3 separate regions of the Homo sapiens genome follow, and regions 1 and 2 are each linked to region 3. Evidence: chromatin loops called from intact Hi-C (ENCODE). Cell type or tissue: A673. All regions are shown on one strand.

What was found. Hi-C counts contacts between places; a loop is a spot of excess contacts. Peaks named below come from ENCODE experiments on the same cell type or tissue, not always from the same donor. Only the 100,000 strongest peaks of a DNase experiment are listed, where the experiment ranks them.
Region 1: a loop joins it to region 3, with 5 times the contacts of the local background. A loop is called at or near these places in 33 of 110 quality-filtered maps.
Region 2: it touches region 3 in a loop (3-fold over the local background); 7 of 110 quality-filtered maps call a loop at or near these places.

The regions. Positions count from the first base shown.
Region 1 is chr2:224,365,677-224,373,676 of GRCh38, reverse strand. No RefSeq gene overlaps it. Among named protein-coding and RNA genes, the nearest start is that of FAM124B, 32 kb to the left of the region's middle. RefSeq lists a silencer at 371-665. In A673, CTCF peaks have their summits at 4,256 and 4,458 (motif pointing right); a DNase peak (open chromatin) is centred at 4,486.
Region 2 is chr2:224,445,950-224,453,949 of GRCh38, reverse strand. No RefSeq gene overlaps it. Among named protein-coding and RNA genes, the nearest start is that of FAM124B, 48 kb to the right of the region's middle. In A673, a CTCF peak has its summit at 4,347 (motif pointing right); no DNase peak of the experiment used is centred here.
Region 3 is chr2:223,965,873-223,973,872 of GRCh38, reverse strand. It overlaps MRPL44 (mitochondrial ribosomal protein L44), which reads right to left. Exons shown (of 4, transcript NM_022915.5): 4 at 6,159-7,010. The coding sequence ends at 6,839. Among named protein-coding and RNA genes, the nearest start is that of MRPL44, 12 kb to the right of the region's middle. In A673, a CTCF peak has its summit at 3,405 (motif pointing left); a DNase peak (open chromatin) is centred at 3,392; H3K27ac peaks cover 1,000 bases.

The DNA.
Region 1 (8,000 bases), 400 kb before region 3:
TAGGCATATTAAAAATCAGTTGCGTTGCAGTTATTTGGCTATTTTTAACCTTATTAATAATATTTCACACTTTTTGCAGGTATTATTTGTTCATTGCTAAACGTTAACAGAGATGGTAACATTTGGAAGCTTGCAAACATATTAGTTTATTAGTGGAAGTAGAGCAAGGGATGTGAGATTTGAGGGTGGAGCAGGAGACGATAGGAAGAGATGGACACACCTTGGCTTACAAAGGCAGGTGAAGCTGGAGCCTCAGCAGCAGCTGCCATGTGCCTTCTGCTTGATGGGAACTTTGTAAGGCAGCCTTGGTCTTTCCATTGCCCTTCAACAACCTGCTCGGTCACTCCAGTTATGCATGGAAGGATTGCTGGTGGAAAGGCTCCTTCCTTCCCTCCCAGAGAAAGAAGGAGAAAGGGGAAGGGAAACATAAAACAGGAGAATGGAGCCACAAGCACACACTGCATTTTCTGTTGATTAAAAGCTCCTCAATTACATTTCCATGTTACAAAATATATTCAGAAGTTCCTGAAAAACTCACTACCGTGTGACTTCCTAGCATCTTCTCTAAGCCATCATGGATTGGTCTTTCCCTTTCGCTCTGTTCCTTTCTCTTCCCTTTCCTTCCCTTTTTATTTCTTTTCCCTTCCCTCCCTCTGTTTCTCCCTTCTTTTTGTGCTTCAATTTGATCCTCTCTTTATTCTTTGCTCTGTTTTAAAATACTTTTTCTTTGCTGCATCTCCCAGGATTCCCTCAAGGGGCTGAGACGCAGCTGCAACTTCTAAATGGGCCTCCTCGCCTAAGCTCAGAGAATGAGCAATAAGAGATCTCTGGGGAAATTCTCCCTAGTTTCTAGTTCATTTCAGGATTCTGCTCTGGGTCAACTAAACCCACGTCACTTAGAAACAAACTGATCTCTGCATCCACAGCTCCCTTGTTTTGCACCTACTAAATCCTTACCCGAGGTTTGAGATGTTTCTTAAACATTTCTCACAATTCGCAATGTTTAAAATTCGCTGTAGCAAGTAAGAGGAAAAGGTGCTTATGGCCCCTAGGCCACATAATTAGGATGTATGTTATTAAAAACTTGATTTCATCAAAATTTATTTTCTAATATAATTATTTAAAAAGTCTTGTTATTCCAGAGAACCTAGCTGAGTTATTGGAGACACAAAGTCTCTCTTATTGGAAGAAGAAATGTATTGTTTTCACAAATCCCAGTTCTGCCAGAGATGTTTCTGAGGTGAGTCTCTTGAGAACAATAATTCTTTTTTTTCTTTTGTACTTTATTACTTATTTTTTACCTTTAATTGGTATGATTCCATATTCAAAATTTAATAAAAGAAATATTCATTGTCTATTTCTTTTTTGGACACTTATTTTTTATTTGTTCTTAGACATTCACTTCTGAATATTATCATAATTAGTTTCATTGATTATAGCTCAAAATAATTTTGTCATATATAAAATTTCTTCCATATGTCAAAAATGCAATTTAGGCCTTTCTTACATAAACATCTCTATTGTCAAGCAAAAAGCTGCTCTTAACTGAGTTTATTTCTTTTTTTTAACTTTTAAGTTCAGGGGTACATGTGCAGGTTTGTTTTATAGGTAAACTTGTGTCATGGGGGTTGGTTGTATGATTATTTTGTCACACCAGGTATTAAGCCTGGTACCCATTAGTTATTTTTCCTGATCCTCTCCCTCCTCCCACACTTCACCCTCTGATATGCCTCAGTGTCTATTGTTCCCCTCTGTGTCCATGTGTTCTCATCATTTAGCTCTCATTTATAAATGAGAACATGCAGTATTTGGTTTTCTCTTCCTGCGTTAGTTTGCTAAGGATAATGATCTTCAGCTGCATGCATGTTACTACAAAGGAAAAGATTTCATTCTTTATATGGCTGCATAGTATTCCATAGTGTATATGTATCACATTTTCTTTATTCAGTCTATCATTGATGGGCGTTTAGGATGAGTCCATGTCTTTGCTATTGAAAATAGTGCTGCAATGAACCTATGTGTGTGTGTCTTTGTAATAGAACGATTTATATTCTTTTGAGTATATACCCAGTAATGGGATTGCTGGGTCAAATGGTATTTCTTTCTTTAGGTCTTTGAGGACTTTCCACACCATCTTCCACAGTGATTGAACTAATTTACACTTCCATTAATGGTGTATAAACGTTCTTTTTTCTCCACAACCTCACCAGCATCTGTTATTTTTTAACTTTTTAATGATAGCCATTCTGACTTGTGTGAGATGGTATCTCATCGCAGTTTTGATTTGCATTTCTCTAATGATCAGTGATGTCGAACTTTTTTTCATATGATTGTTGGCCGCATGTATGTTTTCTTTTGAAAAGTGTCTGTTTATATTGAGGATAATAATTCTAAGGAGAGACAATAATACTGAATTAGAGTTGATACTGATGACAGAGCTATCTGGCACTTCCCACATGCGAGGCACTCTCTTGAACATTTTGGTCTTCACAAAAGTCCTGTGGGGTAGGTGCTGTGATGATCCGAACTTTACAGTTGAGAAAATTGAGGCACAGAGAGGTCTAGAGCCTAATCCTGGACTGTGCAATGAGTCATGGGCACAGTTAGGATTGGAAGCGAGGCTGTCAGGCTAGTGTCTGTGTCTCTGACCACTAGCCTAACAGCCTGGCTTCAATCTATTAGGAAGAGGGGGGCAAGAAGAGTGACCTGAGCTTCACGCGGTCCACGCTGCCTCCACACTGTGCACACACAAAACTGGCGTCACCCTGGTTTCCTTTCTGCTCCTCAAGCATGCCCCACTTGTTCCATCTGCCTGGAGCTTTCTGCCCAGACCTGCCTGGTGGACTCCTTGTTGTCATGGAGTTTCAAGTTAAAATCCCTGCTGCAGGGGCTTGACCAGCTGACACGTTATTAAAACAACCCTGGCACCCAAGCCCTAGCGCAATGTCAGGACCAGAGTAGCTGCTTTTACAAATAATTTGTTCAACAAATGCACAGCAAGGAATAGGAATGTGGAAGAGGCTTCCATTCTCTGGAAGCCAGAAAGTAAGATATAGTCTTAGTGAGTTTGGGTTGTGTATTAGTCTGTTTTCACGCTGCTAGTAAAGACATACCTGAGACTGGGTAATTTATAGAGAAAAGAAGTTTAATGGACTTACAGTTCCACATGGCTGGGAAGGTCTCATAATCATAATGGAAGGTGAATGAGGAGCAAAATCACGTCTTACATGGTGGCAGGCAAGAGAGCTTGTGTAAGGGAACTCCCCTTTATAAAATCATCAGATCTCGTGACACTTATTAAATATTCGCAAACAGCAGGGGAAAGACTCACTCCCATGATTCAATCACCTCCCACCAGGACCCTCCCACATGTGAATTATAGGACCCAAAATTCAAGGTGAGATTTGCATAGGGATACAGCCAAACTATATCAGGCTGCTATCACAGAAAACCATAGACTGGGCAGCAATTTATTTCTTATGGTTCTGGAGGCTGGACATCTGCATTTAGGCTGCCAGTATGGTCCAGTTCTGATGGGGACTTTCTTCTTGGCCTGCAAATGGCCACATTCTCACTGTGTCGTCATGTGGTGGAGGGAGACAGAGAGAGCTAGTTCCCTGGTGCCTCTTCTATTAAAGGCACTACTTCCATTATGAGGACTCCACACTCATGGCCCAATCACCTCCCAAAGGTCCCACCTCAAAATATCATCGTACTGGGGGCTAGGCTTCAACATATGAATTCTGGGTGGTGGGGGGGAACATTCAGACCATAGCAGACATGAACTATATCATTCATGTTTGTATCCCAAGTTCTGGGCCCACTCCAGAGAGCCCTCTCTGCTTTTCTCAGGTATGTACTTTTCCTAGTTTGCCTGTTGGCTGCAGAGCTATTACAGCAGCAGTGGCTTCTTCCTCATCTCGTCCTTATTAGTGTACAAGCATCACTGCACATGTCTTTCATGGTTTGTGCTGTTGTGCTCTATCTGAAGCTCACCCCCAAGGTTTGGGCCTCCTCTGTTGGTCCCACAGTCATGTCCTGTGAGCCAGATCCTAGAGCTTGTTCAGGCTTCACAGGGCTCCACCAGCCAGAATCACTGCAGGAGCCCTGAGTGCAGCTCAAATGAGGGGATCTGGGGATGTGGGGGCTTCTAAGGAGCAGCTTTTCTCTTCGGTCAAGCGATTCTCAAGGGTCACAGCAGAAATGATGCTGTCATTCTCATTGTATAGGGCTGTTTGAGTTCCTGCGGGCACTGACGGTGGTTAATTCAAGCTAACACCCATTAAAAGTCATGGTTCCTTTATGTCCTCTCACGGGATTGCAGTTGCATTTGGGAATCTTCTCTTGCTTTGTGCAATGATCTAATTCACAGAATTAAGCAGGACTGAATTTCAGCAGGATTTTTTATGGGATGTGTATCTTATTTACCTTGCTTTTCACCCTATCAAAAGTCTGTCACTAGAGGGCACTGTTGTAACACTATGTAAATTACTGTGGCCGAATCGCCAAACCCTTTTTTCCCCCCTCTGCTTCACCCCAAGAGAAGACATGGTAGATATTTAAAAGTTAATTAATGCTTAGAAAGTTCCCCCATAGGAGTCTTGGTGGGAGGCAGAGCTCACCTGAAAGATGTCCCATCCCCATCTCCCGTGACTTGGGCTTATGACTTACACTTGGACAGTCAGCTAGTCTCACCTGGAGTTTTGATGTTCACACTCAAGAATGCGGCGGATTTCTTTTGGGTGGGAAGAGGACGTGGTCAGCATTGCTCTGGTCAAAGGAAGAAGCGATGTCTAGTCTTTGACCGTGGGGGCGGCGGAGCCTTTGGACCCACCTGGTTCTGTGGCCTGATTTTGGTTGTGATTCTGCCACAGTTCTCGTGAGTTTTCTGAGCCCAGTTCTCCAGCCTTCTGATAAATTCATTGTCAGCCTGAATCAGCCAGAATCAGTTCTGCTCTTACAGCAAATAATGGAGGCTGATACAGGTGCAACACTGATTGGGTTGAGGCCAGGTACAAAATTGGGGCACAATGTTAAGAAATTGATGGTCTGGATGTTCTGTTGGCTTTGATTCTTTTACTCTTTTCCTTTTGGTTTGCTCCTTTCTCCTCTTCCATGGCTTTGACAGTAAGGTGCCCAGCTCCTACTCCTTTAGCAGGCTAAGAAGGAAGCAGGAGGGGACACAAAGATGGAGGCAGGGTCCCTTTGGAGAAGTAGGTCCTCCTGTTAACTTTTGTCCAGGCTACACAAAACAAATCCTGCAGGCCACGTGTGGTCTGGCCTAGGTTACCAGGACAGAGCCTCAAATTAGTGTAGGGCCCTTTGATTTATAAGCAAGAGTGACTGAGAATGGATTACTTAAACAAAAAGGGAGAGAAGGAAAGTTATTGGTCATGTAGCTAAAAAGACTGTTGTCAGGGGATCACAGCCCCAGAGCCACATCCCATCAGCTCGGCCCTGGAGTGGGAAGACTTTGTCTTTTCAGAGAGCTCCAGGAGAAAATCCACAGGGAGAACGCTGATTGGCCTGGCCCGAGTCACACACCCATTCCTGGGCCAATTGGGTGGTCTGTGTGGCAGGGCTCTCTGATTGGTGGGGCCGTGGCTCTGGGTCCATTTGTTGGAATGAAGGATGAGGGGACCGGAGGGAGGAAGCCAGCCCCACAGAGCGACAGGGAAGGACCCTGTGCAGGAAAGGGACAGAAGTGAGAGGAGACAGCAAAAGCAGGCGTCCATTTCTGGCCAAAACTGTACCTGGCAATAAGAGAGGAAGGCCCTTTTCATGTCCCCGTGAGGGGGTCTGTATTAGTTCATTTCACACTACAATAAAGAAATACTTGAGACTGGGTAATTTATAAACAAAGGAAGTTTAATTGACTCACAGTTCCACACGGCTGGGGAAGCCTCAGGAAACTTACAATCATGGCGGAAGGCGAAGGGGAAGCAAGGACCTTCTTTACATGGTGGCAGGAGACAGAAGTGCAAACGGGAAATGCTAGACCCTTATGAAACCATCAGCTCTTGTGAGAACTCACTCACTATCAGGAGAACAGCCTGGGGGAACTCACCCCCATGATCCAATCACCTCCCACTGGGTCCCTCCTTCCACACATGGGGATTATAGGGATTACAATTTGAGATGAGATTTGGGTGGGGACACAGCCAAGCCACATCAGGGTCCTTGGATGTGGGCTTTGCTTATGTTTCAATGTCTTTTGACCTTGTGAGATCCCCCAGCATACAGTGACCCTCAGTCTGTTTTGTTTCCTTTAGAACCTGTATTAGTTTTCTAGGGCTGTTGTAACAAATGACCATAAACTTCATGGCTTAAAACAGCAGAAAGTTAAAGTTATTCTGTCATAGTTCTGGAGGCCAGAAGTCCAAAATTAAGGTGCTGTCAGGCCCACTTGCCTTCATGGAACCCAAAGAGAGACTTCCCTGTCTCTTCCAACTTTTGGAGGCTTCAGGCCTTTCCTAGCTTCAATCTCTGCCCCTGTCTTCACATCGCCTTCTTTTCTTTGTGTCTTCTCTGTGTCTCTTATAAGGACACTTATCATTTGGTTTAGGGCTCACTCAGATAATCCAGGATGAACTCATCTCAAGATCCTTAATTTAATAACATCTGCAAAAACTCTTTTTCCAAATAAGATCACATTCACAGGTTCTGGGGGTTAGGGTGTGAACATAACCTTTTGGGGGGCTACCATCAACTTACAACAGAGCACTTATATAATCTTTTCTGGTTCAGTCATTTATTTGTATTACGTGTCACCCTCCCTTTGCCCACTCCACTGCTTGCTCTCTTTCTCTCTCTCCCCACCCAACTCTCCTCTGTCTTTCACTCCATCAGAGCTAGGATCTGTCTGTCATCTCCATAACTGTATCCATAGGACATAAAACAGTGCCTGAACAAGGGAAAGAAAGAATGAAAGATTGGGTTTCCTTGGACTGTGGCCCCTTAGCACTTTATCCATAAATTTGGTGCTGCTCTTAACCTATTGTGTCAGTGTTGGGTATGTATGTACATATGTATAGATCCCTGGTTTTAATATGCGCTCCCTGAGGCCTGTTTTTCATAATTCCAGGCAATCATTTCTGCCCCATAATTCAGAGCAATAAAATTGTGTGCCAAGTATTATGCTACACGCTGACTTGGTTATTAATAATAGATAAAGACAAGTATAAATACAGCCCACACATTGCATAGGTTTGATTTTATTTGGATTCCAGCTGTAAATAATTTTGGCTTTCTCCCATTCCTCCCAATATTTTTCTCATATCAAATTACAGGGTAAGCTGCCAAGCCTTGAACCACGTGTGGCCACAGCCTTTAAGTATGTTTTTACTCTAACCCTTCTTTTTCAAGTCAATCCCTTTGCCAAATTTTTAATTTTCTTAAATTGGCCCAGAACAATTGAGGCGTGAAAAGAAGCCTTCATATGGACAGTAAAGTGGTTCTAACAAATTGAAAAGTAAGAGACTAAAATTTGTTTTTGACTGCCTTCCATCTAGTCGTTTAAAAAATCATAATTACCATGTTCTACCACCTAAGCCGCTGCCTCATCAGTCTGAAACACCTACTGGGAAGAAGTATTAATGGAATAATTTCTAGTGAGACACTTCATAGCCACAAAGATAATTAAATGATAGCACCGATGTCCCACTGCTTTGAAGGTTTGTGTGTGTCCACCCTGTGTACATGGAGGGTTTCCAGCCAGCCTCCCACGAAGTCTGTCTTGATTGCCTGCTACCAAGCAACCACACAGTGCTGGGCACTGAGGAAATATTGGCCTGGTTTGCAACCACGGGATTTAAATGGATTCTTGGAGCTTTCTGCAAAAGAACAGTTCTCCCATGTTTGAAGAAAGAAGTAGGTGTACTCCAGAGAAACAGGTTTCAATTACATCGCGCATTGCTCTGCTAAATGAGCAAGCTTTAAAAGGGCCCTGCAGACGCCACAAAAATGTTTCCCAAGTGCAAAAGTGTAAAAACATAAGCATC
Region 2 (8,000 bases), 480 kb before region 3:
CAATAAGGAAGTGCATTCCAAATTCACAGGAGAATGACAGTTTCCCAACAAACATGAAAAAAGCTGCTCGATATCAGTAATAAAAGAGGACAATTGGCCGGGCACGGTGGCTCACGCCTGTAATCCCAGCACTTTGGGAGGCCGAGGTGGGTGGATTACTTGAGGTCAGGAGCTCAAGACCAGCCTGGCCAACATGGTGAAACCCCGTCTCTACCAAAAATACAAAAAAAATTAGCCAGGCATGGTGGCACACCCCTGTAATCCCAGCTACTCGGGAGGCTGAGGCAGGAGAATTGCTTGAGCCCAGAAGGCAGAGGTTGCAGTGAGCCAAGATCGTGCCACTGCACTCCAGCCTGGCCGACAGAGTGAGACTCTGTCTCAAAAAATAAATAAACAAATAAATAAATAATTAAATAAATATAAAAAATATTAACACTGCTCAGTGTTGGCAAAGATACAGGAAAACAGACACAGCTTTCAGTTGTTTGAAACAACTAAAATATACCAGGGTCCACATTACCTGCAGGAGATACCAAAGGTCATTCTGGTGTCAAATTGTTTTGTTCTGGGTTTGACATTGGACTTGAGAGTTAGAAAATCCAGGACCTTTTTCAATTCATTCACAATTAATCCAAGAAACCTGATTTATCAATTTAATGCTTATTATGTTCTGGAAGAAATGCATAGGCTTGTAATGATAATTAAGATTCAATCTCATTCTCAATGAGATCTTGGGATTCCTGCAAGTTTGGCCTTCACTTATGCAATCTGTAAAATGAAGGCATTGGGCTTAGATGACTTAGATGGTTTCTTCAGTGTCTTACAGGCTTACATGTTATATTTTTGAATTGCTATAAAGCATGTTTTGCAAATTCTGACACCAAACAATGTTTTGCATTCCTATAGCACAGATAAACCATGTTTATAGTAGCCTTACTCATTCTCCATTGGGCCTTAGGTGGTACAGTGATGTCCAAGTGACTCGTGACCTCTCACTTCTTCCACTTTTCCAGGTAGAAGATCAGCCTTGCTCAGCCTCCTGGATTAGATGTTTTAAGAAAAGGAGAATTTGCATCAAAGTTCTGACATTAATTGTTTGAGGAAAAGAGGTAGATTTCCTAAAAATTCCCCTGAAGCCCATAGGATATATTCTCTTCAAAATAATGAGTGGGCCGGGTGCAGTGGCTCACACCTGTTATCCCAGCACTTTGGAAGGCCATGGTGGGCAGATCACTTGAGGTCAGGAGTTTGAGACCAGCCTGGCCAGCATGGTGAAACCCTGTCTCTACTAAAAATACAAAAATTAGCCGGATGTGGTGGTGCATGCCTGAGGTTGCAGACAGCCGAGATGGTGCCACTGCACTCCAGCCTGGGCAACAGAGCGAGACCCTGTCTCAGAAAAAAAAAAAAAAAGTTATATCCAGTCAAAATCCTAGAATCAGGTCAATGACTGTTTTTGATTACCTATTCTAACTCTAATGGAGATATGCCAAGGAAAGTGAATAACGCAGTAAACTTTAAAAAGTAAGTTCAGACATGTTCCTTATTGGCATATTTTAAAAAGGGATTCTAACATGCAGCCTCAAATATTTCTGAGAATTAAGTAAACATGTTAAATGAAGGAAAAAAATCTCTTATTCTCATAAATGACAAAACTGTACCATAAATGCAAACCAATTTAAGAGAATTAAAATTGACTTTTAAAATAAACTAAAACTTCAAACATTATGTTAAAAAAATTTTAAAAAGGTGAGACTGAAGATTTTGAAATTAACATGTTCTATTTCACAATTTTACTTATAGAATAATCTCATCATTCATAAATATAGAAACAGGAAAGGGGCTGCTTTATTTGGGGAAAAAATATTTCTCATGGTAGTGTTTCTCGAAGTGTCATTCATGAGCTACTTTTCTCAAAATTATCTGTGATGCTTGCTAAAAACACCCTGATGTCTGGACTTCTTCCCACACCACTGAATCAGAATCTCTGAATGGTGGGCCTGGGAATATTTAAATTTAACAATATCCACAAAGTATTCTATTGCACACTAAAATTTGAAAACACTGCCTTAGACAGCTATTAAAATTTGTATGTAAATGTCACGGATGGGCAGCATTTATACACGTTAGAGTTTGTATGTATATGTGATTTTTTTAAATGGTGGTATTTTTGAGTTATTGTCCCATATAATTATTTAGTTAGTTAGTTAGTTAGTTAGTTATGTTTTTTGAGATGGAGTCTCTCTGTGTTGCCCAGGCTGGAGTGCAGTGGCGCGATCTTGGCTCACTGCAACCTCTGCCTTCCGGGTTCAAGTGATTCTCCTGCCTCAGCCTCCCAAGTAGCTGGAACTACAGGCACGTGCCACCACCCCTGGCTAATTTTTGTGTTTTTGGTAGAGAGGAGGTTTCACCATGTTGGCCAGGCTCGTCTCCAACTCCTGACCTCAAGTGATCTGCCTGCCTTGGCCTCCTAAAGTGCTGGGATTATAGGCGTGACCCACTGTGCTCAGCCAAGGATTTGTGTATTAATATTTTATTTTAAATTTTATGATTGCTTTTAGACAATTATTTCATGTCATTAAACATATATGCAAATATGTATATATATATGTATTTGTGTGTATACATATGTGTATATATATATGCACACACACACACACACATATTCCTCAAGTTTCTTATGCTACCATAAAGTTTTGTCAGGAGCTTGAGTGGCTGTAAGAGGAACCAGATAAGAGAGAACAATAGTGTATTAAGGGAAGAGAGTGCGAAGGAGAGATGAGAACCAAGAAATCCATCTATGATGACTTTGAAAATGGAATTGGAGATCTGCCTGGGGATGCCACACTCCACTTCTTCACATTCATGTGAGACATGGGGAAGGCCAAGGGTTGAGAACAGGACGCCCTTCCCATGAGAAGAGCAGTCTGATTGTCTTGAGTGGCACAGTTAAGACCCAAAAATACAGTGGTTAAAAGAAATGGGCCGGGCGTGGTGGCTCACACCTGTAATCCCAGTACTTTGGGAGGCCAAGGCGGGTGGATCATGAGGTCAAGAGATCGAGGTAATCCTGGTCAACATGGTGAAACCCCGTCTCTACTAAAAATACAAAAATTAGCTGGATATGGTGGTACGCACCTGTAGTCCCAGCTACTCGTGAGGCTGAGGAAGGAGAATCGTTTGAACCCAGGAGGCAGAGGTTGCAGTGAGCTGAGATCCTGCCACTGCACCCCAGCCTGGTGACAGAGTGAGACTCCGTCTCAAAAAAAAAAAAAAAGAAAAAAGAAAGAAAGAAAGAAATGGAATGTTGGAGGGGACTGGCAGGTGGAAAATTTCAGACTTAACATGATAAGTAATAGGAAGCCACTGTAGCTTCCAAGTGAGGTATCTATCAGACAGGTCCTGGAAAACAACTAGATAAGTAAGTTTAAATCAACCAGGGGGAAAAAAGATTAAATGCCTTTTAACAATCATAATTAAAATTAATTAAAATATCCAAAGTAGAAATATAATTTGGATTTTTCCCAACCTCGACAAAATAAAATATTTGATTCTGGATAACCACTGGTACTTGCTACTTTCAGATAATTCATTCTTATTCTAATCATGCTCCCCAGTTAAAAATATAGCATATCAGGATTTGAATCTGATTTTAAGTTCTTAAACTTCAAGTTGACTGTATAAAAGCTAGAGAAAAAATACTTAATTAGTATAACATTTAATGTTTTATAGGAGAAAATTTTGCTCTACAAGTTCCCAAATAATATATACCACCAAAGTTTTTATTCAAAACACAGACAATAATACATGAATTCACTTGAAGAATAATATTCTCTCCCATTGGGTCTTGTCAGCAAATGTCTAATAGTAGTTTATAAAAAGAGCCCACTGTAGCATTGATTAGTTGTTACTATTTTTTTGGAAATTAAGAGTGGATCATGGAAAGAACATTAGTTATTAATTTACAAACTGAGCTTGGGGTGAGACCTCAGGGCAGGGGCACAACCTTTCTGTGTGTAACTTAAACAAGGTAGTTTGGGCCAAACTGATTGGTCCAATCAAGCTCTCCAATCAAATGTTCATATGTGTGTGTGTTTTGCCAACATTTTTTTTACCATTGGTTTTATGTGACTTGGCACATAAAACACTTGGCGCCATGTGTATGGTCATATACAGGGCATATTTGTCACTACACTGGCACCATGATCTATGGTCACATGGGGTCACCTGACACATTTATATAACCTGCCTAGCCTCTTACGGCATTTGAATCAGGCTACTGGAATAAGACCTACTTCACCTTCAAAAATTGTCATAAACTGGCACTCACTGAATCCACCAGGGGTCAGCACACCAAGCATTATCACCCCAATATTGATAGGAATTGAACAAAGAACAAAAATTTAGAAAGCTGAGAAAAGCCAAATATCCTTTGAAATGTGCATTTGCCCATAATTTTTTTTTTCCATTCAGGTCAGGCAAGTTGCCATATTTATGTTTGTTTTCAGCTGCTTCTGTCCTTCCCTCTGAGGACCAGGAACTCAGCAGTCATTAACCCTGATTTCAACTGAAGATGACTCCACAGGTTAACCTTTCAACTTATTTCCCTTGCACAAAACCCGTGGCAAATACAGATATCCCATAAAAAGGGAAAACTGTTATGAGAGAGTCTGGATGAAGAACAAAATAAATTATTTCATGGACCAGAAATTGATCGGAAATGCAATGCTATACAACAGCCAAAGCCACACGAAAACCCTCACTAAAATAATTATTGCAGAATATACTTCAGTAGGAAGGAAAATAAAAAACGTAGAGGAAAGATATGGAACGCAAAATAAGGAGGGGAATCACAGAAATTGATAAAGTATAAATGAATCTTTATAAACCATTGACTATAAAAATATTCTCAATTTTTATTTGTTGTGCTCTAAGAAGTACAAAACTAAAACTCTCTAGATAATAATAAATTGAAGAGGAAATGTAAATGTGAAGTTAATATGTGCTAAGGACTTTTTGCCGTTGTTCAGAACAAAAAAGTAAAATTACTAAGCATTTTGTATTATTTAGAAAAATATATGATGAATATGTATGTTGACAACTAAAGGTAAATAGTCAAAAAATGAAAACACTATAAGTAACTTCCAAAACAAAAGGGGGTAATATAGCAAGCTTCACTAATTCAATAAACTATTAAAAAAAGGAAAGAAAAGAAAGACAAATGAAGGTGAACAGAAAATCAAAACTAGGAGGGTAGAAATCATTTTAAATCAATCAATAATACAAAATTAGAAAATGGAGTAAGCTTGCTATAAAAAAGTAAGAGACTGTATGATTAAGTTTTTAAAAACTCTAGGCATAGTGCCTTGGTCTGTTCCAGCTGCTGTAACAAAGTACCATCAACTCTGTATAAACAGCAGAAATTTATTTCTCATAGTTCTGGAAGCTGGGAAGTCCATCATCAAGGCAACAGCAGACAGGTTTTCTAGTGACGGCTCACTTTGTGGTTCATAGATGGAGCCTTCTAGACATGTTCTCACATGGTAGGACAAGGCAGATCCCTGGAGCCTCTTTTATAAAGACATTGATTTCACTCTCATGACCTAATCACTGCTGAAAGGGCCTACCTCCTAATACCATCACATTGGTAATTAAATTTCAATATACAAATTGTGGGGGTATAACATTCAGACTATAGCATATAGTATTCTTTTTTTTTTTTTTTTTTTTTTGAGACAGAGTCTTGCTCTGTTGCTCAGGCTGGAGTGCAGTGGGAAGATCTCAGCTCACTGCAACCTCCGCCTCCTGGGTTCAAGCAGTTCTCCTGCCTCAGCTTCCCGAGTTGCTGGGATTACAGGCATGTGTCACCACCGGCTAATTTTTGTATTTTTAGTAGAGACGGGGTTTTACCACGTTGGCCAGGCTGGTCTCGAACTCCTGACCTCAGGTGATCCACTTGCCTCGGCCTCCCAAAGTGCTGGGATTACAGGCGTGAGCCGCTGCGCCTGGCCAGCATATAGCATTCTTATAGAAAATACACACAAAATGAAATCAATGAGATAAATTGAAACTAAAGGGATGGAGAAACTTGTCTCATGCAAACAGTAATCAGATAATAAACCTAAAAAGCTGGAATAGCAATATCGATTTTAGACAAAATATAATTTATATTATACTATATATAAATACATTAATTTTTACATAAAATATTATATAAATAAAAAAGGAAAGAACTTAAAAGTAAGAGAAACATATAGTACTCTTGAACTTATAGGCACCTGAAAGATGGACCATACTCATTTTCTGGTCACACTGAAACTAAATAATAAAAAAAGAAGGCCGGGCGCGGTGGCTTACACCTATAATCCCAGTACTTTGGGAGGCCAAGGCGAGCGGATCACCTGAGGTCAGGAGTTCGAGACCAGCCTGCCCAACATGGCGAAACCCCGTCTCTACTAAAAATACAAAAAAAAAATTAGCCAGGCGTGGTGGTGGGTGCCTGTAATCCCAGCTCCTCGGGAGGCTGAGGCAGGAGAACTGCTTGAACCCAGGAGGCGGAGGTTGCAGTGAGCTGAGATCTTCCCACTGCACTCCAGCCTGGGTGACAAGAGCGAAACTCCTCCTCAAAAAAAGAAAAAAAAAAAAAGAAAAAAAAAGAAACTAAATAAGAATTCAACAATAAAAAATACCAAAATGAGTAAATAAAAGTACTAATAAAATAAGTAATATACACACACATTTGGAAACTCTAAAATGTAATCCTGAATAATTTGTGGATTAATTTTAAAAAGATGGCACCATGGAAATGACAGCATATGTAAGACGAGAATACTAATAAATGTGTTACATACCAACATTTGTGGAATTCAGCAAAAAGTTATTAGAATTTCATTTTGTGGGAATAAATCCCAGTACTTTGCGAAGCCAAGGCAGGAGGATCACTTGAGGTCAAGAGTTCGAAACCAGCATGGCCAACATGGTGAAACCCTGTCTCTACTAAAAATACAAAAATTAGCCTGGTGTGGTGGCGCGTGCCTATAGTCCCAGTTATTTGGGAGTCTGAGGCAGGAGAATTGCTTGAACCCAGATGCAGAGGTTGGAGTGAGTCGAGGTGATTACACTGCACTCTAGTCTGGGCAACAGAGAGAGATTCCATCTCAGAAAAAAAAAAAAAAGAACAGGAGCAGAAAGTAACAAAGTATTAAAAAAAAGGAATGAGAATCAACAAAATCAAAAGCCGTTTTTTAATCTATAATAAGAAATAAGAAGAGGCAATATCTATTGATTTAGTAAGCATTTTTTAAACTACACATGAACATTTAAAACTTTGATAAAATATTTACTTTTCTTAAAAAATATATGAACTGCAGAAACTAATCCAAAACGACAAAGAAATTTTGAATAAACCCATAGCCATAACAGAAATTAAAGTAGCCCTCAAAAGGTTCTCCTAGCATTCTCTCTACCCCTTGAAAAAAGATTGTGTCTTCTAGACATGTTTAGAAACCAGGCCAGATGATTTTTACAGGGAAGGTCTTACCAAACTTTTGAGGATCATTTGTCCTATCGTTTTTTTCTTTTACTTTTTTTTTTAACTTTTTTTTTTCTCTGTCACCCAGGCTGAAATGCAGAGGCGCGATCTCGGCTTACTGCAATCTCCCCCTCCCGGGTTCAAGAGATTCTCCTGCCTCAGCCTCCTGAGTAGCTGGGACTACAGGTGCGTACCACCACGCCCGGCTAATGTTTTGTATTCTTAATAGAGACGGGGTTTCACTATATTAGCCAGGATGGTCTCGATCTCTTGACCTCGTGATCCACCCGCCTCGGCCTCCCAAAGTGCTGGGATTACAGACATGAGCCACCGCGCCCAGGCCATTTGTCTTATCTTAAACCGTTTCAGAGAAAAAAAGAGAGAGGAAGTTATCGAGCTAATTTTATGAAACTTATATAACCTTGATACCCAGACAGGACAAGGACAGCAGAAGAAGAGAAAGTCACAG
Region 3 (8,000 bases):
AATTTAGACTTAGAGACTGCCACAAAAATTACAGGCCTGTGATAGATCATTTTTGCTGTGTAGACATGTTTTTTTTTTCCTAAAACTTTTTTTGAGAAATTTAAAATTCCATTTCCATTTTGACACCTAATAATTTTTTTTTTTTTTTTTTAGAGATAGGGTCTCAGTATGTTGCCTAGGTTGCCCAGGCTGGTCTCAAACCCTTGGACCTCCCAAAATATAGGGATTATAGGAGTGAGCCACTGCACCAGGCCTCTAATCATAATGTTATCTGCAAACATTAACAATGTATTTGGTGTGATGCAGAATGGTGATTTCTCATTTTGCAAATTTCTCATTTAAGTCATACCATCACTCCAAGGTCTCTCAGTTGCCCAGGCTGTAATGCAGTGGTATGATCATGGCTCACTGCAGCCTTGAACTCCTGGGCTCAAGCAGCCCTTCTGCCTCAGCCTCCCGAATAGCTAGGACTTATAGGCACGTACCACCACACCTGGCTAATTTTTTTTAAAAAATTTTTTTGTAGAGATGGGGGTCTTTGCTGTGTTACCCAGGCTACTCTCAAATTCCTGGCCTCAGGCAGTCCTCCAGCCCCAGTATATGGACATGTTTGAGCAAATAATGTATCTTATAGATTAGATGTCACACTGAGTTTGAACAAGAGAGAGGCTGCAGTTTTCCTAAAGTAACAAAATGATAGACGTTTGTTAAAACTGAGACAAACCATCAGTGTAGTCACTCTTTTGACAGGTCATGAGATGGGTACTTCCGATTCTGCCTTGGTCACTGTGGAGGAAGAGAGTAGGTACCGACCCAAATACACTGAAAGCTCTGACTTAGCTGGCCTTTCACTCTGTCCTAAAAAGGAGAGGTGACAGGAAATTTTGAAGCAAAAGAAAATCCCAATCACAACAGAAGTTTACAAAGAGGCCCAAGGGAGTGGCCTTTGTACCGGGAGTGCTGTTTTCTGAAAATGAAAAACTGAATAATACATGAGATTCACATGCAGGGCGGGTACGAAAGAGCAGGGATGCAGGCGTTTCCCCTGGGCCAGCAGAGTAGCAATTGCCCACTTCCTAAGAGTGATCAGTGGTGACAGCTGGGAGAGAGGTGAGAGCTCGGTAAGCTGGGAAGTGACTTCTATGTCCTTGACCTCCTGTGAATGTTGAAAGACACTGTGTCATTTGCCTACTGAGAGTCGGCTTTGGGAGGCCCAAGAGTGGAAGACACTACTGGCTTTAAAGCTCCATTTCTCTGGGGATTCCCAAACTGTGCCTTCGACCATCTCTTAAATCTTGAAGAAAAAGAGAGATGTGATTTAAATGAGAAATTTGCAAAATGAGAAATAGCTGTTCTTCATCACACCAAATGCATTGTTAGTGTTTTCAGATAAAATTATTATTAGGTAGCAAAATGGAAGTGAAATTTTTGATTTCTTGGTGCCATACCTCCTTCATCTAAGTTTATGATCCCACCTTGACCCTCTCTTGAATCTTGAAGATAAAAATAGAGATGGTGTGATTTAAATGAGAAATTTGCAAGATAAGAAATCACCGTTCTTCACACCAAGTACATTGTTAATGTTTGCAGATAACATTATTATTAGGGGCCTGGTGCAGTGGCTCACTCCTATAATCCCAATACTTTGGGAGGCCCAAGGGTTTGAGACCAGCCTGGGCAACCTACTGAGACCCTATCTCTTAAAAAAAAAAAAAAATTATTAGGTGGCAAAATGAAAATGAAATTTTAAATTTCTTAGTGCTATACCCCCTTCATCTGAAGTTTATAATCTCTTGCCAAAGGTAAAGTGAAGAATGGCGGGCCTCCATGCCTATCCTTCCTAGACAAAAAACAATAAAAAAATCCCAGGACCAAGAATTGAGTCCTGGTGGCGGACTGCCAGGAGCCTCATGAACATCACTGTCAAGTCAGTTCATCTGATGACGCTCAGCTGATTTTTTTTTTTTTTTTTTACTAGATTTGTCTTATTAACTGTGTAAGTCTATTGCTAAACGTCTCCTGGCCCTTACTGATATGTCTTCATGTGAAGATGCTGACATCAATAGTTTATGTACAGGAAACATTGTCAGAAAGTCAAACTCTTCCCCTCTCGGAAATATCCTTCTCTGTCAATGACCTCTTTACTCATGTCTTCTGCAAAAAAGAGGATCAGAATAGAACAAACTGAGTTCATTTGAAATTTGAAAAATAAAATAGGGACAGGGTCTTGCTATGCATCACAGCTGGTCTCACTCCTGAGCTCAAGCAATCCTCTTACCTTGGCCTCCCAAAGTGCTGAGATTACAAGCATAAGTCTCCATGCCAGGCCTTCATTTGCAATTTTAATACACAACAGCTCAGGTGAAAAGATACTCCTTGAACTCCTCTGAATAATCAAATAATGTCGTTCTTCCTCAATTGAAGAAGGAATAAGTTAATGTTTTCAACTTTCCCAATTGTTTTTCTCCCAGAAAGTTTTCTTAAACCATTAGTCTTCTGTATTAGTAAACACTAATAGGCAGGCAGATAAATGAACAACAAATAGTCATGGAAAGCACAAAGACCACCAATGCCAAAACAGCTTTCTTTTTTCAGGAGCATGTGTGATTGTGATTTTTGATTGTATAAGTTCCAGGAAAAATTGTTATTAGTTTGCATGATGGGATTAGATCTAGCAATCATTCTTGGTATTATACAGAGAGAACCATGGCTTTCAAGTAAGTGCTCTGATACTCAACCAAAGTTAAGAGACTCTAGGTCCCAGAGGACAATAGTTGAGGGACTTTGCAAACTAAGGCTGGGGGAAATGGAACAGGGATGAACTGAGGGGAAGAAAAACAAAGTGGGCTTAGGATGAAGAACGTGGGCAGCATGCTGGCAGCTGAGCATCCTCAGTGCATACCCCTCTGCTGAGGGCTGCTGTGAGCTGGCCACCCTGATGGGAAGACTGTCTACGTCTGGCTTCAGGAACTGTCCCGATGGACACAGGATTCCCTTGCCTCCGCAGTGCATCTTCTCCTATCAACAAAAGGAAGTAGGAAGAAAGAAACACCAAGAAGAGGCCTGCAAAAAGGTCTTCTAAAAGTTTTATCTATGGCAGCCCTGCACTCTTCCTTCTTTCCGGTGAATAGAAAAGAGCTCAAAAATCCATACCTTCACATCTCAGGTGAATTGTTCATACATCAAATTCTTGTAACATCCAAAGGCGAGGGAAGAACAAGGTGAGCTGGCTCCTGAAGAAGTATTCATGGAATATTAGAGCCGAAAGGGGCCTTGAAAAGTCATATTTCATGGTAATCCTGTGCCATATAGACATAATCTTTCCTGTATCGGTAGAAAATAGGTTCCCCATAATGGCCAATTCACATACTAAATTGTGCAATAGGATTACAGCACCATCTTGTGGCCAAAATCAGTACAGCTCTGAACACAAAAAGCTCCAATTTGTTCCATTCTTACTTGGAGTTTAGTGTTAGTTTCCAGTTTACTTTCTTGTGACCACATACAACACTTTGAGAAAAATATTCCTCATTATACATATGCATATAATAAAGAGTATGAATTTAAAAGAATAGGGGTTATGTAATTAAGTCTGTAGACATTAATGTTACATTTTTGGCTAGAGGATTTTTTTGGTACAATTATACTTTGGGCACAGGGAACTGGAGAGTGGGAAAAGGTGGAAAAAGTCAGAATTTCAAAGTAAATGACTAATGTCTTCCTCTGGTGTGAACCTAAATTCAAATGTCAGTGCTTCCAGTCTTATGACTGTCTTCTCAACATGGACGAGGCATTAGTCAAAGAGCTAGTCCTTCACATGGTCACTGAATGCTCTTGGTCACATGCACCATTTGATGACATTCTTGTACCCACATGTTCCTTCTACCCACATATCATACTTATGCAGTTAGGCTCATAGGACAAATAGCTACTCAGAGACTGGTTCCAAATTTCAAGCTATATTTGATATGCAATTGAAAATGTATGTCAATTTTTCTAAATTTTCTACATTTCTACCCTATTTTAGAGGGTGCTTTTAAAAAGTACAACAATTTAAGTTCAAAGAAGGCTTTACTTAGAAATATGTTGAAATTACATTCTACATAAGGCATATGGATCTCTACTTGCAAAGTAGTTTTATGAACTAGAGCCAGACTTGTCCCACATGTAAATTTGGAAGCATTCAAAGTTTAAAAGTTTGAAAACCTAAAAGGATAGTTCCCCTCTAAGCTTGCAGGGTAAGGTCCTGCAAACTCCCCTGAGCAGGAGAAATTTGGGAACGCACAATCAGCACTATTTAGCGGGGGGGGGGGGGGGGCGGGGAGGGGGAAGAAAAGGATTACTGGGTTTGCAAATGAATTCCCTAGACTTTCTTAATGTTTACCTTAAAAAAAATTAGAATCATACCACAGCTAGATTCTGCCATCTCACAGATGCTGGATAAGTGGTCAGAAGACATGTCTTTTGCTTTCCAGAAAAGTTTGTCATATAATCTCTTTTCTCCTACAGTGCCAATGAGATGCTTATCAAATCATGTTTACTTGTGAGTAACACATATAAATGGCATTTTACCACTGGTTTTGGTCCTCTATCCTTGTGTTCCATTACTAGGAGTTGAAGTTAACTCTGAAAAAAAGGTAAAATATAGTTGACCCTTGAACAATGCAGGGATTAGGGATGTTGACCCCTCATGTAGCAGTAAATCTGTATATTAACTTTAAACTTCCCAAAAACTTAACTCCTAATAACCTATGGCTGACTGGAAGCCTTACTGATGATATATTAATAAATAATCAATTAACACATATTTTATTATATAGATTATAAACCTTATTCTTACAACAAAGCTAAAAATATTAAAGAAATCAAAGAAAATATATTTACTATTCATTAAGTGGACACGGATGATCAAAAAGGTCTTCATCCTTGTCTTCACGCTGAGTAGGCTAAAGAGGAGGAGGAAAAGGGGGATGGTCTTGCTGTCTCACGTTGGCAGAAGCAGAAGAAAATCTGCATATATATACTGATCTGCACAATTCGAACCCACGTTGTTCGAGGGTCAACTTTAACTCACTTTTAACCTGCCAATTCAGTCAACTAGTTAATTTTTCAAATTTTCCCCTCCAAAAAGTCTCTGCTTTACCTTTGGGAGCTATAAACCCTGTAAGATAACTCAAGTTCCACTTTCCTAGCCAGGCTCAGGAAAGGCATTTCAAAGTTCCTTCATCTTTCTTTATAAAAAAATGTCAGGCCGGGCACAGTGGCTCACGCCTGTAATCCCAGCACTTTGGGAGGCCGAGGTGGATGGATCACGAGGTCAGGAGATTGAGACCGCCCTGGCCAACATGGTGAAACCCCGTCTCTACTAAAATACAAAAAAAATTAGCTGGGTGTGGTAGCACGCACCTATAGTCCCAGCTACTCGGAAGGCTGAGGCAGGAGAATCGCTTGAACTCAGGAGGCGAAAGTTGCAGTGAGCTGAGATCGCGCCACTGCACTCCAGCTTGGGCAACAGAGCGAGACTCTGTCTAATAAATAAATAAATTCATGGCAAATGTACTGTTGGTTTTAACATTTTACCTCTTTTCTATTCTCAACTCGTAGGTCCTGCTATTCTTGTTAACCCCTGGGAGTGACTAATGGAAGACTCAAACTAAAAATTACTGTTGCCAAAGTTTTTAACAAATGATAAATCAAAAGGAATTTGCAGTTAGGGGATTATTGAACTGACCACAAAGGATTAGAAAACCAAAACCTCTCTACTGAATTAAATGTGTTCCAATACTTACAACACTGCTTGGTACATACTATTATTATGACTAGAATACTAAATTGAACTAATACTGGCTTTATTTTCCCTTCACCATTAACATTTTAAGCTGTTTTTGAGTTTCAACTTCTTAGAAAAGGCAATTTCTGAAAAGCATAAATTTGCCTTTTCCTGCTATTTATAATAGAAATTGAATAAGAAACATACTAGAAGTATACATAATTTTAAACTTAGAATTTAGGGATCATGTAAATAGCTGCCTACTTATAATCTGTACTATGCATTTCCCAAAGAGTTTTAACATTACTATTTTAGTTAAAATTGTATTACAGAAGCGAAGTTCATCAACCTCCTGCCATTACTGGGTATATCAAATTAAAATGCAATGTTAACATGTGGAGAAAAAAAACTTTATTGGTATTACAGCAAAAAATTCACATAAGATACATAAATTATGATACCTCAAAGCTAGACGCAAATAAAATACACCTAATTATACAAATTCTATACAATTAAATCAAGAACATTAGGAAAATTTTTTTGCAAAAATGTCAAAAAAAGATTTGATCTGGTCGGGTATAGTGGCTCACACCTGTAATCCCAGCACTTTGGGAGGCCAAGGCGGGTGGATCACCTGAGGTCAGGAGTTCAAGACTAGCCTAGCCAACTTGGTGAAACCCCATGTCTACCAAAAATACAAAAATTAGCCAGGTATGGTGGTGTGTGCCTGTAATCCCAGCTACTAGGGAGGCTGAGCCACGAGAATCGCTTGAACCTGTGAGGTGGAGGTTGCAGTGAGCCGAGATCGCACCACTGCAGTCCAGCCTGGGCGACAGAGTAAGACTCCATCTCAAGAGAAAAAAAAAAAGATTTGATCAAACCAAGATTTCAGAAAAACAAAACCAAAAACACTGTGACTTGGTTAACACTTATTTAATTTTGGGAACACAGTAAAAAACAGAAACAAAACATCTATTTCTTCACAATTGTGAAAATGTCTGGCTTGAAACACCTTTGACATTTATCTCACTTTCGCTCTCAAGTTTCAGGCTGCTGCATCCATGGCGGCTAGCTGGCAGTGATGCTCTTTTCTGCTCTCAAGGTTTCTTTGGGCTTGGAATAGTTCCACGGCCGTCTATTTTCTGTGAATCCATAAAGTTTTCTAAGGGCCACTCGAGCAGCCTCTTCTTCTGCAACCAATACTGTTTCCCCAGGTCCTTCTGCAATCAACTTTTTATCACTAGAAAGAGAACAAACAGTAGTCTTAAATTACATGGAATATTGTAAGACAGTACACAAAGCAGTTATAAAGCAATTATGCCTTCTACATCTATTTCAATAATACCCATTAGAAGTAACACAATAGCTCTGATAGATCATCTTTTGGATTTTAACTAGATTTGTTGCAAGTTCATTACATATGGTAATTAGACAAAGATACACTTACGTTTCCTTAGAAATATATACAACTCTGTCAAGTCAAAAAAGCAAGTCGTATCTAGGTTTTCAATTGTTGATGAGAGAATTGGAAGAATATGTAAATAAATATCTCCCTACAAAAACCTGAAACTAGTAAAAATATTATCAGGAATTATGACTATTTTTATTTTTAATGTGTGATATAACTTGGGAAAAATAAATATCTCCTTACAAAAACCTGAAACTAGTAAAAATATTATCAGGAATTATGACTATTTTTATTTTTAATGTGTGATATAACTTGGGAAAAGATTCTGTTGAAAAAATTATGCCTTTTGAGTCTGTCATTTAAACTTTAACACAAATAAGAAACCAGAAACCAGCTCTATATTTCAAATTAAGAACTTTAGGCTGGGCATGATGGCTCACACTTTTTTTTTTTTTTTTTGAGACTGAGTCTCACTCTGTCGCCCAGGCTGTAGTGCAGTGGCACGATCTTGGCTCACTGCAGGCTCCGCCTCCTGGGTTCGCGCCATTCTCCTGCCTCAGCCTCCTGAGTAGCTGGGACTACAGGTGCCCGCCAACGCACCCGCCAACACGCCCAGCTAGTTTTTTGTATTTTTAGTAGAGACGGGGGTTTCACCGTAGCCAGGATGGTCTCGATCTGACCTCAAGATCCGCCCGCCTTGGCCTCCCAGTGGCTCACAGCTTTAACACCAACACTTTGGGAGACCAAAGCAGGAGGACTGCTTGAGCCCAGGAGTTAGGGATCAGACTAGGCAACATAGTGAGACCTCTGAAAAAAAAAGAA